2 separate regions of the Homo sapiens genome follow, and region 1 is linked to region 2. A link is a loop called in an ENCODE intact Hi-C map of the cell type or tissue named here. Cell type or tissue: IMR-90. All regions are shown on one strand. Links, peaks and the distances in the headings refer to the core of each region. The heading gives the core; the rest is flanking DNA. Region 1 overlaps PARD3B (par-3 family cell polarity regulator beta). Region 2 has its middle 23 kb from the start of NRP2.

Region 1 (7,021 bases), core at 829-5,828, 79 kb after region 2:
GCAGTTTGGAAGTGACAGGCACAGGTTGTGTAGACAGAGTTAGAAGATAGGCCAGTAGAACTGGAGGTGAGGTGGAAGAGGGGGATGTAAGACAGGAAAAGGAAATAGATTAAAGATTGTGGCAGACCTCCGTAGCATCTTTTGCTATGTATCAAAATGGTTGTTCCAATTCGTCCAAATGAGTATGGTTTTAAGATCATTTTACAAAAGGTATGATTCATTTTGGTTGCATTTGGGACTATTGGATTAAAATTTGGTAAGAAACTCTTCAACTGTGAAATAGATAAATAATGGAACCAACATAATAGGGATGTGGTGAGGATTAAATGAGTGAATACACATAACATGCTTAGAACAGCGCCTAGCACACAATGAGCAGTCAATGACTATCAGCTGCTTTCATCCTCTTCATCACCACCACCACCATCATGATGTCTATTCTCAAGGCAATCCAGAGTAGTATGTGCATCTCTCTCTCTCTCTCTCACACGCGCGTGCGCGCGCACACACACACACACACACACACAGAGCTTAGGAGGAGAGAGATGACTAATTTCTTTGCATATGATTTCCAGCGTTTCCTAATTCCTTCCATCATCATTGCCATGCACTCAGATCAGTTCTCTGAGTTCAAAGAGCAAATGTGAACTGCTCTGTTTCTCCCATCCATTCTTAGCAGACTTTCAAGCTGATAACACAGGCAGTGCCTGCGTACTTGTTAAATGAAGACTCAAAACCACTTGCTATGCTCTAATTTTCATTTCACAAAAGAATCCACGGAGAGCATATATTGCACATTTTCTGTCCTGGATCAAGAACAACCTGAATCTCCCTAAATCAAGAACAACCAATTCCATACACTTTTGTAACAATTAACTTATATTTCTATACAATTAGGTTATATATTTACACCCTTCCCCCCACCTGCCATAAGCACCCATTCCCTGCTACTCTGAGAATGGCCAGTTCAATGACCGAGCTGTCCTGAATTCGGTGCCCTTTTCCCCAGCTGTCACAGGGAACTGTAGGCTCAGATATCTCTTCCTCATCCCTTCTTTTTTTTCCCTCACCTGCATCAGTTGGCAAGGGAATTGAGCAGGCCACTTCCCTATAAGTGTCACTAATAAACTCCTCAGTTACTTTTATCGGAGGCAATGCCACTTCCTTTACTAGCTCCCAATCTCCTTTCCCTGCCTCTCTCACTCTTCCCTAGACACGTAGGAAAAAAAAAAAAAACAATAACCTTCCTTGTTGCTCTTGGTTCCATTTGTTCTGTGTTTCACTGCCAAAAATATTTGAGGAAAAGGCAATAATCTAGTCTAGAGAATTTAAAAAAAATTCCCAAAGGAATCAAAGTCATCAACATGGAGAGTGGCCAGATGCCTCCTTGAGAACCTCAAACACAGCTTCCAGCTACTTCCTCATCCTTCTCTGATTGAACCTGCTTTTTCTCAAGCACAATTATTAAAATAGATGAAACATGATTACTTAATTTTATTTTTTTCTGCTTTAATTACCAGCATTGTAATGGTATTCTTAAAAGCAATGTTTCTTCATTCTGTTTCCGTTCGTTATTTCTCATTTTTTATGAGACTCTAGTACGTAAAGGCAAGACGATAGGAATTATCCAGAGTCTATTAACTGTAGAGAATGCCCACACCAGGGCAGGTGTGTTAGCCGATGTCCCACAGCAACCATATTTTTAAGATGATTTTCACATGGACGGTACTTCACTTACATGAGCTAAGTAGATTTGTGCAAGCCTTGCAACCTGCTCACTGCATAGTGCATCATTTCTACAGGAAAGGTACCCCAAGTTCTAGGCCAGTAGAAACTGCCCATTTGAGATTGAGGACTGATTGCATGAGGGATGGATTTGGGTTGGCTAATGCATGACTCCTCATCTAGTCATTTCCAAGTGTCAACCAGAAATGAAGACAGCAGGACCAGGCTCCCCATCTGGGAACCAAGGGAACCAAGCTGCTGCCAGGCTCTGTGGACCATCTCCAAACCCATCCACAAACGTTGCCACAGAGGCAATAACCTTCATGTGCCTGAAAATTGGAGTTATGCCTACTTCCACCATCTTTTTATTCTAAGAAAATAATTACAGTTTTTAGATGATTTAGGTATCTTTTTAAAAATTTTGATTTTTAGTTTTTACTAGTAGATGTATCTATTTATAGGGTACATGTGATGTTTGGATACAGACATACAATGTGTAATGATCGTATCAGGGTAATTGAGGTATCCACCACCTCAAGCATTTATCATTCCTTTGTGTTAGGAACATTCCGATTCCACTGTTTTAGTTATTTAAAAATATATACTAAATTATTGGCTGTAGTTACCCTGTTGTGCTGTCACATACTAGATCTTATTTATTCTATGTTTCTGCATCCTTGTGCACCATGTGGAATATTCAGCCATAAAAAGAATAAGATCCTGTCATATATATTTATATATATTTATATATATTTATATATTTATATATACTTATATATATATTTATATATATTTATATATACATACATACACACGTACACACACGTACACACACACACGTATATGACAGGGATATAAATGACAGGATCTATCTATCTATCTATATCTATCTATATATCTATATCTATCTATCTATATCTATATATATCTATATATATCTATATATATCTCCCCACCCCACATTCTCTTTATCCATTTATTTGTTGATAGACACTTAGGTAGATTCCAAATCTTGGCTATTGTGAACAGTGCTGGAATAAACGTGGGAGGGCAGATATCTCTTTGATATACCAATTCCCTTTCTTTTGGGTATAAATGCTTAGGTATCTTAATGAAAGCATTAGTTAATGCTTAATCTTATTCAAATACTTGAAATGTGAGCATTTTCTGAATTAAAGATACATATTCCCAAAAGTATCCTGGTATTTTATACTCAGATTGCAGTCAAAACTTACTTTATATTGTAAGTCACTGTCACTATGAAATAGAATAATTTATAGTGAAATTTCTCATGATAGTTCTAAAGAAGGCTATTCTAATTATTGTTTCATCAAGGAGAGCAGCTTTTTTTCCAAGGCATTTTAGTGTCTCGTGCCTTCTCATGACTCACCAAGTGAAGAATGCAGCAACCATTGGTAGAATGGTTGAAACAGAGGAAGATTTAAAATCTCTCTTATATGACTATCATTAAGAGATCCATTCATGTTTCCAAGTTCAATTCTTCGTGATTAATTCTTTTAAAACCTGCAGTCATATAGAGTAAGACATACAAAGCCACCTTTTTTAAGGCACTGAAACTTACTCCTTGAATTTTTGTATAGTTAAAAAATAGGCATTAGTATAGCTTTTGGTGCAGATTTGAGACAGCAAGTTGTTGATGTGTGTTCTCAGCCCACCCTCCGGTCATGGACACTCAGTCCCAGCCATGAAGCAATATCAACATGCCCTCCTGTAACAGTGTCACCACTCACATGTCATTCCCATTATTACCGATGTCAAGGAAGAGACCGGAGAAGCCCGTTTTATTATAAGCATGAATGATAGCGAGAGATTGGACCTTCCAGGGGCCCTCTGCTGAAATGGGTGATTCAGAGATGCTGTGCGTCATACTTGAAAAAAGACCTAAATTTATTACATTTAATGTTTAATATAAATCACCAAACCTGAATGTGTTATAAAAATGAGCTAAAATGCTGCTTAAGAGACATTATTAAAGAGTCTTAAGTATGGAGCCATTTCTAATTGGTAAAAGTTCACAGATGAACACTTCTTGCAAGTACTCATTTTTAAGAAATATTTCTTCCAGTAAGAAGGCCCTTATTTCAGTGTGAGATATAATCCAAGGGACAAATCTCTTTATGCAAGTATCATCTTTAAGTTCACAGAAGGAATGTCAGTGAAATCTATGACTTAGACTTTATTCCCCCGTTACTTAAATATGAGAAAAAATCAAGTTTAAAAATAATTAAGAATACAATGATACACAGTCCAAGGTAGGGTGCTTGGAATAAAACTGCTATATAAGGCAATACGTGTCAAGAGCCAACTGGCTATTATTACTCCCTCAAAAATTAAAAAAGAATAGTGCAGAAAATTATCTGTGCTGTTTTTATAATCCTGATTAAAGGATATAAACATAGGTAGTTGAAATTAATCTGTGAAAGAATATGCTGTCGTTTCAATTAGAGAAAAGGGAATCCTTTAACTGTCCCCCCTCAACAAAGGCGCCACCTTAAATCAGGCAAGGTTGGCCTCCAAAATGGGACGAGTGCAGTAAACCAATTTTCAGCCACAAAATGTGATTTGCAAAATTGGTTTGAAGTACTGCTGGCTGGATACCACGTCTGCTGGGGAGTGAAATTAAAACTGTCACCCACTCACACAAAGTCCCAATAGCTTGCCGGCCTCTGGTGTGTGCTGGTTCATAACCGCAGCTGCCTTCCCTGTCGGCACAGACACCCCTTTGGGGACTCTGCTCCTTCAGCTTGTTTATTAGAATTCTCAAACTGATACTGGAAAGGTACCTCTGGGTCACAGGGGAGACCTCATCTCTGAGGATGAGGATGAGGATGAGAGAGCCAGGAAAAGCTGATGATGCCACAATAGCCTTTTTTCTTCCTTAAATGGGCCACTCAGGGTTTTCTATTAATTCTTTAACTCGGACATTCCTCACCTCCACCCCCGACCATTTTGATTCCCAAAATCCAGATGCTCAACCGTTCTCATTTCTTTTTTGAAAAGAGACTTCAGGGCCCACAAAAATAAACAATTAGAAGGCTAGGAAGAGAAATATATTTTCTTACAGCTTCAAAAAGCTGTTTTATGGGAATATTTACATTTTTACGTTTTGCTAATTATTTGTTCATTATGTTACGTGTGTTCTTACAATGGATACACTTTATTAAAACAGCTCATTATAATCATTTTTTGAAAGCAAATATTTACCAAATACCTACTATCTAGCTAGGTACTGCAGAGAATGCAGAATGCAGAAAAGGTTAAGAGACGGCCCTTACCTTATTCTTTCTGGTTGGGAAAAGCTTATTTTTTTCTGATTGGGAAGATGAGTTTAAAATTCATTTAAAAAACAGAAAAAGTAAGATAATTTGACGTGATGTGTCAGTGCAAGAATCTATATAATAATGACATAGATTTTGACTTCATACAGTTAAATCACTAATTATTATGTGATAGCAAAATCTGGATATATCATGGTCAGCTTGAAAGGTTGGCTTTGGGCCAGTCCATTTTGACACCACCAATACCTTGATACCATTTTTTCTCATGATTCTATTTTTATCATTCATTCTTATGATTCTGGCTTATATTACTTTATCTTGTAAGGATACATGTTTTATTTATGTTTCATAGTAGATATACCTTCATTTGCTTGTGTACTTCGCCAATAATTTAACTATAGCTTTCTGTACAGGTGCCAAGGTGATTGTAGGGTTATAGATGTGTCTGTCGTAACTTCTTAAATGTCACAAACATGTGCAAGAGAACGGTCTTTCTTTTTTGGGGGGGATCTTGTTCTTTAAATGTGCATGGTCATGGTATTGACAAGGGATATAAACCTCTTGCTTTGGATGACATGATATTAATGAAACTCTAGTTACCACATTGTTATTTGGAATTGACACACAGAAGCTTACCTGATCTAATGCACTCGTAACACTGTCAATGTAAAGAGAGGATAGTGAGAGGAGTGGAGTCTGTGGGGAAATCAATTCCTGGGGCAGATGTTGCAGCTTATCAGTGGAAGAGTAGTTGCTCAGGGGCCAATGAGCAGGGCCCTTGTGAATATCCCTGGTGAGAGACAGGCTACAAGTAGCTAAAGAGTGGATACACACTGATACAGAGCCAATCCAGTGAGGCGAGCTCCATATTTACTCCAACAAAGCAGAAAAATTAGGTATATGCCTGCAGCCTAAACTGCTTTCCATCAGCAGTATTCTTATCAATGTTCCAGAAATAAATGTTATAGAAGAGTTCATAAAATACGGAAACAACTTTCTTTGGAAAGCAATGGGTAGTTCTGAATCAATCCACAAGACAGGCCAAATACTCAGGAAGTTACTTTGGTAGCTTTAAAAACCAACTGCATTGAACCATCTGATGAGAGCAGGGAGACTTGAACACTCTTGGAGACACTGTTAACCTAAGTGAAGATCCCTTTAAAAAAATATTCCTACTGTCTTTGTCATCACAGGAAAAGAAAAAAACATTGCCAAGCGTAATTCATTTTTAAGCTATCCTTGAGAAATAGTTAAATACATGTTACCCATGTACTCTTTCAGTCTTTGCTTTTTATTTTTTGTTCTGTAGTTTGGCCCATATGGGATTTGAATATAAAATCCATGTACATTTGCTTTCTCTTTTATAATTCACCTATCACCCGCAGTGCATCAAATCCTCTGAATTATTTAAAGTATTTTCCCATTTCCTACCACACTTTTAAGGTTAAAAAATGAAGGAAAATATTTTCCTCAAGCACTTGCTTCTCTTGGCCCTGATGGACATTGTTTTCATTTGGTTGGTTTTTGAAACAGCAAACAGGATACTAAAAAATATACTCAAGTCCTAGTTAATGCACTAAGACAAGAAAAAGAAATAGAAGGTATACAGATTGGAAAGAAAAAAAAACTGTCTTCATTTGCAGGTGACATGATCATCTAGGTAGAAAATCTGAAAGAACTGACACACACACAAAAAACCCTCCTGGAATTAATAAGCAATTATAGCAAGGTTGCAGAAGACAAAATTAATATACAAAAGTCAATCATTTTCGTATACACTGGTAATGAACAAGTGCAATTAAAATTAGAAACACAATACCATTTATATAAGCCCCCCTCAAAAATGAAATACTTAGGTATAAAGCTAACAAAATATTTATAACATCTAAGGAAAATTACGAAATTCTGATGAAAGAAATCAAAGAAGACCTAAATAAATGGAGAGACATTCCATGTTTATGGATGGAAGACTCAATACTCTCAAGATGTCAGTTCTT
Region 2 (7,021 bases), core at 809-5,808:
AGAAACGGCAGTGAGCTGATGCCCCCCACATCTGGACAGTGAAACTCTATGATAGGTTATAATTGGTGTAAACAAGTTAGCTCCTCTATGGGAGTCTTCCCCAAACTATAATGTCATCAACTGAGGTTGATTGCTTTATTGGTCCCAATTCACCTCACTCACTGCAAAAGGATTATACATCTCTCCTTTGCTGGATAGAGTAGTATCTGTCCTTCGCTAAGCTGTAGTGTTCGTCCCCACCCCTTTGACATCAGACAGGGCCATATATGATGTGCTTTGGCCACTAGAACGTAACAGTGACATACGCCACTGTGAACAGATACTAGGAGAGCTATCATGAGGTTTGGACACTGCTCTTTGCCTCTGTCATGACAATGGCATGTACCAGCCAAGGGATCCTTATCAGCCTGGATCCCCAGCAGTTGTGAGGGGGAAAGTTGGGCTGCAGACGGGCCATGCTATAAGTCCCAGTGCCTTTGTGCTGTAAGTCACTGAGGTTTGGGGGTTCCAGCAGCATAGTCTAGTGAATGCAGACTGACACACCAACTTTGCATTATGTGGATGTTCCCTGTGATGCTGGAACAATGCGACAGGTGGCACTTTTCACAGTTCTGAGGGATTGTGTGCCATTGGCAGAAGAAGGTGCCCTTGACCCACACAGAATAGGTAGAGAGAGAGAGAGATCAGAAGTCTCTGGCACTCAGCTGGGCAGCTAAGCTGTCAGCTCAATGTCTCTGCCCACATCCTCCCAACGCTCCCAGGGGAAAGCCAGAATAACCCCTTGTGGATGTAAGAGAAGGACCTAGTGTCTTATTCACAATTATACAGTCTTTAAAGCAGAAATAACCCAGGGAACAGACCCCCAAATGGGAAGTTTGAGGCAGGAAGATTCTGTGGACAAAGTTTGGGAAATTCCACTGAATCAAGTGTGGCTGACAATGAAATGAGCAGTTTTCATCTAGAAGTGAGGAGGTGGCATAAAGCCAGGGTTCAGAGAGCAAAGGCTTCTGCTTTTCCAGGAACCTTAAAAAGGAGAAAAAGCTAGAAATGCCCCAGGTATTGCTACTGAGAGAATAAACTCTCTTTATGCCCTGGTAGTGGGAAATTATCTGGGTAACTGGTGACAGAGTCTTTCCAGATGGAATAGAACTTTTCTTCTTCACCTACTGGGAAACTCACCAAGCTTCAGATCTTAAACTAGGGTGTCTCATGAGCCACATGATGAGAAAAGTTTTGTGCAGTTTCTTATGATCTGTTATAGAGCCAAGGTAGAAAGACCACTGCATTTCACTGGACAGGCTATGGTGGAAGCTGTACTGGGTGGGAGGTAGCCCAGATGACCTATCAGACTCTTTCAGCTCCAATAGATTAATATTTATTATTTAATGCTACGGCTCATGACATTAAAATGTCAAAATTGACTTAATTAGGGCAAACAAGTAGAATTAAATCTGAAATGCAAGTAAAGATGAAACAAGTAGAATTGAATCTGAAATGCAAGTAAAGATGAAACAAGTAGAATTGAATCTGAAATGCAAATACACCATCTTATCTCGTTTATTCCTTTAAGCCACATCAAATCATTTATAGGAATAAAGTGGGGTATAAATAAGTGAATGAAAGAATAAAATGTTATGTTGCAGCCTAAAGCCATATTCAAACTAATACGAGTGAGCAGTAGCAAGTTTTGTGAGGTGCAAGAACATGGAAATAGAACCTTTGCTCATGGAGAAAATTCTAAGTCTTGGGTGGCGGAGGGAAAGGACTGACAGTGTGTATTAGGTTCATGAGTTCCAACGCTTCCACAAAACACTGGAAATGATTCAAAGGGAAAGTGAACCATGAGGTGGTTCCCAGCAGGCACTGGTGCGTTCCAATGAGAGACGTGTCATTGCTATGGCTTTACATTAATTTCTCATCCCAAATGTTCATTTTTGTCTCCTGAGAGGATTCTTTCCTCCAGTGTGACAAATTTTCCAATTTTGTAATGGAAGCCAGGAGAAAATGGAATTCTCTTTATAAAAATCCATTTTATAGCCAACTTTCTTGAGATGCATCTATCCCTGAAAGCAATTTCCTTCATCTGGGTAGACGTGGCTGAGGTGTTTAGGGCTGGGTAAGTGGATCACTGACAATTTGCTCTTAGAGCTTGTGGGAGATTTAACAGCAAGACCTTGGGGGGAAATGTGAGGAGGGCCGTCCTCTCCAGGCCCTTCTCAAGCTGCTCTGAGGTCTTTTTTTAGAGCAGCAATTTCACTAGAGAGTAGACAGGATGTGGGGGCGGGTGGAGCTGACAGTTGCCACGACATCTCAAGGCACCAGTGTCAGTTCTCCAGTATCTCTCCAGCATGCCCAGGAATCTAGCTGCTAAACCGCACAGCTCACCAGGTAGGTAAATGAAAGACAAGTCAACAGACCAGAGTGGTGTCAAGGTATGTCCTGCCACAGATCTGAAAGGCCACTGAGGATTTGTAGGAACATGAATGAGGTTGTATAACTAGGACTAGATCTCATGTCTGGTTGGCTCTTTGCCCTGGCTTATGTTCTAACACTGCCTCTTTGGGGGCACATTTATGATTACGTAATGGCAAAATGAAGGCGTTTGGTAGTAAATTAAATCAGTTTTATACTATGTGGGTGACTCGCATGCAGTGTATACCGCCAGGCTTTGACACATTCCAATGTGGGAAACATACTTGAAGCATAACAACTGGCTCTTCTCCATCTGTTCATGTTCCCCATTTGACTCATCCCTGCTCTGTAAATACTCTCCGACTTGCTAGCAAGTTGAACAAATTTCAAAGCTCTATGAATGAAGTGCGTGGAGGTCAGGAGGTGCCTTGCAGGAGACTTCAGAGGACATACAAACTTGCCTTACCATGAGAAACGTTTCATCCATTCGACACTTGTGAGCAAGCTCTGTTTCTCACACAAGCAAGAGGATACAAATACAGATCAGATGAGGGCTGATGGGGAAGGAAATTGGTGAAAATGTGAAAGTTTATGTCCATAACTATAGAGACTGAAAATCTACCATTGGGACTTGATAAGGAAAAATAAATGCTCACGAAGGTAATAAACGTGGATAAAATGTTGACAAGCACATAAATGAGGAGCTCTGTGATTCTTCACGGAAGCTTGATGGATATCTCAGTCTCCTCTTGCTCGTTTGCATCACGGTGTCTCAGGACGCCATCTGTGACTTGCCGTGGTGGTGACACACCATGATAGGCTTTTATGAGCATGCCACCTGCTGCCCAGCCCCACAGGATGGTGATTTTGTATGGAGAATCGAGCAGCTGAACCTCTCAGGCAAAACAATCAAGAAAAATATGAAGTGCACCTTGTGTAGTAGAGAAGAGCTGTTGGATTCTGTGTCTATACACTCAGATGAATGAATACTCTAAGCCAGAGTTCATTCATAATAATACAAACTTAAATTTATTGAGTATTTGCTGTGATCCAGGCACTGTTCTAGCTACTCTACTGGTGGAAGTCAATTTAATTTTCACAATAATGAGGTTTTATTTTTGTTCTTTTTACAGATAAAAAGAATGAAACAGAGAGATTATATAATGATTCCCCCAAAAGCCACACAGTGTGTGAGGATTCAAACCCAGGTCGATGGGTACCAGAATTGAAGCTTATAACCATGCACTCTAGCACACATGTACCTCAAACCAGTCAACAAAAAGCCTGTGAGTTAAAGCATGTGCATGTACACACACACCCACACCCACACACACCAGTTACACTTGAATGCTTTGGCTTGTGTAACCAATCAGATTGATCTCAGAATAAAATATTCTTTTGTGCCTTAGCCTTCCCTTAAATCTACTGAGTGGTATGTCACATCCAACACCAATTTAACGAATGCAAGATCCCACCATGTATCAGGCAGTGCGCTAAATATTCAGGAGTTCCAACCTTTTCGCCAAAGAGTTTTCAATCTATCCACAGGGCAGTACCTAACCCTATTGCGAATATGATGCAAATGGCAGAGCAATGACAAGAGAATGAAGACTTCTGATGCGGTAGAAGTAGAAAGAGATGGGGAAGCCCAAACAGAGGAACTAATATTAGGAAAATGGATACTGGTTGACAATATACTTTAAATATAAGAAGCAGGCAGGGAGAATGGACCCCAAGCTTCTAATGATGCTCTGCTCTGCTTACTATGTGAGAAAGCCAACTATATTCCCTTTGAAAAACAAGGTAATTTCAAATCATTTTTTCTATCCACTTCATAGGTACCATGAAAAGAATCACAAAGCAACTGCTTCATCTAATCATGAAGGTTATGTTTATGTGGCTCACCTTCCCCCAAAGGTGAACTGATAAATCTTGTCTGCTTTTCATTGGTTCATGACAGTATCAGTAAGCATTTTACTATTGCAAGGAGTAGATATTCAACTCAAATTAGCTTAAATAAAATGGGAATTCATTGGCTCATATACTTGGGAAATCAGGAGTCAAGTCACGGTTTGACTCAGGAACACAAGTAATGTGAAGGCATTAAACCATTTCCCAATCATACACATGTGTCCTCACTAATCATCTCTGTCTTGCTTCAGCTTGTCTTTGCTTGGTGACACTCTCAAGCAGGCTTTGTTCAAGTAGCAGACAACTCACATCCTCCCAGCTTAGCAATTTCAGTGGACTTTCTCCCAACACTTGTACATCAATCATTGAAAATACCCACAATTGGCCATGCTTGAGTTGACGCCCATCCCTTAGGCCAGAGAATGGAATATTCTGATTGGCCAACCTGGTTGCCCACCCTATATGAGGGTGTGGAGGAGACTCCACACATAAAAGTCCAACCAGGACTACATGGTGTTAGGAAATAATTCCTCAGTGGAATTAGGAGACTAGGTGGTGGTGGCAGGGTAGGGTAAGATGGGGAAAGGCTAGACCAACAAAACCATGTTCTATAATCCATCTGATAATGCTGAAGATTTTCAGTCTTAGAACTCTCTAACTTCCCTATCAGTGCTACTTAGCATAGATAATAAGCACACCACACCTTAGAGGTGGTTACTGCTCAGTGTGATTTATGATTATGAACAAGTCTGTCTTCCTATAACTGCAGGGTTCTTAAGATGACTTGACTCCTGCTATTAGCAGTCACTTACACTTACATAGCTTTCATGGTTTACAAAGCACTCCCACATAAAAATGCCCTCGTTTCATCTATACAACATAAAACATAGGTTAGGTTAGGGCAGCCACCATTATTCCCATTTTATGGATGAAGACGTTGGGCCTCAGAGAGGTTAGTGATTTGTCCAGGGTAACATGACTGGTAAGTGGTCAACCCAACTGGGAAACTGAGTCTTCTAGTTCCAAGATGTGCACAAGAGAAATTGGAAGCTTTATGTGAGTTTAGGAAATGCTTCTGAGGTCACATGATGACTCAACCTCTGAGATATAATTAGAGTTGGAAATCATGATTTTTCTTCCCAAATTTTCATGACTAGAAATTTGGCCTCGTGGGGAAATTCCTGTCTTAAAGCTTGTCCAGAACCAATGCCAAAATGTTCTGTTTCAAAATGCCTTTGGTAAGGACTGTGCAGGCTGATATTTCTCCAGCACATACCGTCCCCCTGCAATGTTACACATGCTCACTTGATTTTCAGACTCCTTCTAAAAGCAGCCAATACAAGAGATTTGTGTTTATGAATTACTGCACTTGTAATGAAAAAAGAATTACAATACATACTTAAGATGCTCACATGTTAGACGAGGATGCAGCTTCCAGATTGCTAACACGGCATCTAACTGTCCATCCTGTTAGTAAATCCTTTATGATTTTTGCTAAAGGTAAGTTAACTTCTTTTGTGGGGGGAGGGCTGTTTGGTGAGGGGAAGGGTGCAACCTGTTTCTGGAGTTATAGATGCTAAGGAATAGGATTAGAAGGTGTCTCAAAACACCGTAACTCATTACAGTTGCTAACTGGGCTCTCCTCTGACAAGCACCTTATTGCTTTACAAAGAAGGGAGAAAAATAAAACAAGCAGCCCAGACAATTAGGAACCAAACAAAATTAAACAAGCCCTTATAGTCATAGGTATGGGTGTATAGTGCTTTGCCTTGCATTGTTAGCAACTCATGTATTATGAAGCACTTAGGGATGCTCACTAATGGAGTCTTTCTCCCTCCTGGAGGGCGACTTGAACATTAGACTCTGTGACTCAGGTGCAGAAACTCTGCCGTATTAGTGTGGGCAGAATGATGCTTTCCCCCCTCGCAGGGGTGTAGTGAGGCTTAATTAATTGTTGGGGAAGCACTAGGAGATTCTGGGATGAAAGGCACTATATAATGATAATAATTTGCATCGACAAGGTACCTTTCTTCAGTGGAATTCCAAGCACTTTACAAACATTAATTAATCCTCATAACACCCTGGCAAGGCAGGTAAGTTTTCCCAGGATACACTAAACAAATCCACCATGTTACGAGGGGGAGGGAGGCTACTGCTATGAACTCATTTTATTATTTATTCTTAGCAGGAACTTCCAGAAAGGCTGGCGTGGACCTTGCTTCCCATTAGTCCAAATGATCTGCCTTTCGCTTTTGATTACCCACAAATATCGTATTCTGCTGCAGTGCTAATCATTCTGCTTAGGGGACACGTGTCCTGAGCAAAGCAAGTCATAAACAGCTGTCATTCCAATGGATATTAATGCCTATTGTCTCCCATTCTGGAACCCTGCGCCTCCCCTAAGCAAAGAGAATGGCAGGGGAGTGGGTGACATCTGTTCAAAGACAGTCTGCAGCCATACTGGAAAGCATGCACCCGGCTTCCGCTTTCAAACCCTTGTAACCAGTGGCTTCCTAGCCCTTCTTTGTCACCAACAGATTTCATATTTTACATTCTGGATTTTCATCTCCATGCAGCATGGAGGTGTGGAGTTGAGGGGGTGGGTGGTTCTGGGCTGCATACAAACAGGGCAACCAGCATTTCCAGCATCATGAGTCTGTTATAAATCAGCAGTGCAAAAGCAGCTCCAGTGTCAGAA

Evidence for each region. A loop is a pair of places that touch in the nucleus more often than their neighbours do. Peaks named below come from ENCODE experiments on the same cell type or tissue, not always from the same donor. Only the 100,000 strongest peaks of a DNase experiment are listed, where the experiment ranks them.
Region 1: it touches region 2 in a loop (3-fold over the local background); 3 of 110 quality-filtered maps call a loop at or near these places.

The regions. Positions count from the first base shown.
Region 1 is chr2:205,576,884-205,583,904 of GRCh38, reverse strand. The region is part of intron 22 of PARD3B (par-3 family cell polarity regulator beta); the gene reads right to left. Among named protein-coding and RNA genes, the nearest start is that of NRP2, 100 kb to the left of the region's middle. In IMR-90, for the core only: no CTCF peak of the experiment used is centred there; a DNase peak (open chromatin) is centred at 3,114.
Region 2 is chr2:205,656,311-205,663,331 of GRCh38, reverse strand. No RefSeq gene overlaps it. Among named protein-coding and RNA genes, the nearest start is that of NRP2, 23 kb to the left of the region's middle. In IMR-90, for the core only: no CTCF peak of the experiment used is centred there; DNase peaks (open chromatin) are centred at 2,731 and 5,511; H3K27ac peaks cover 744 bases.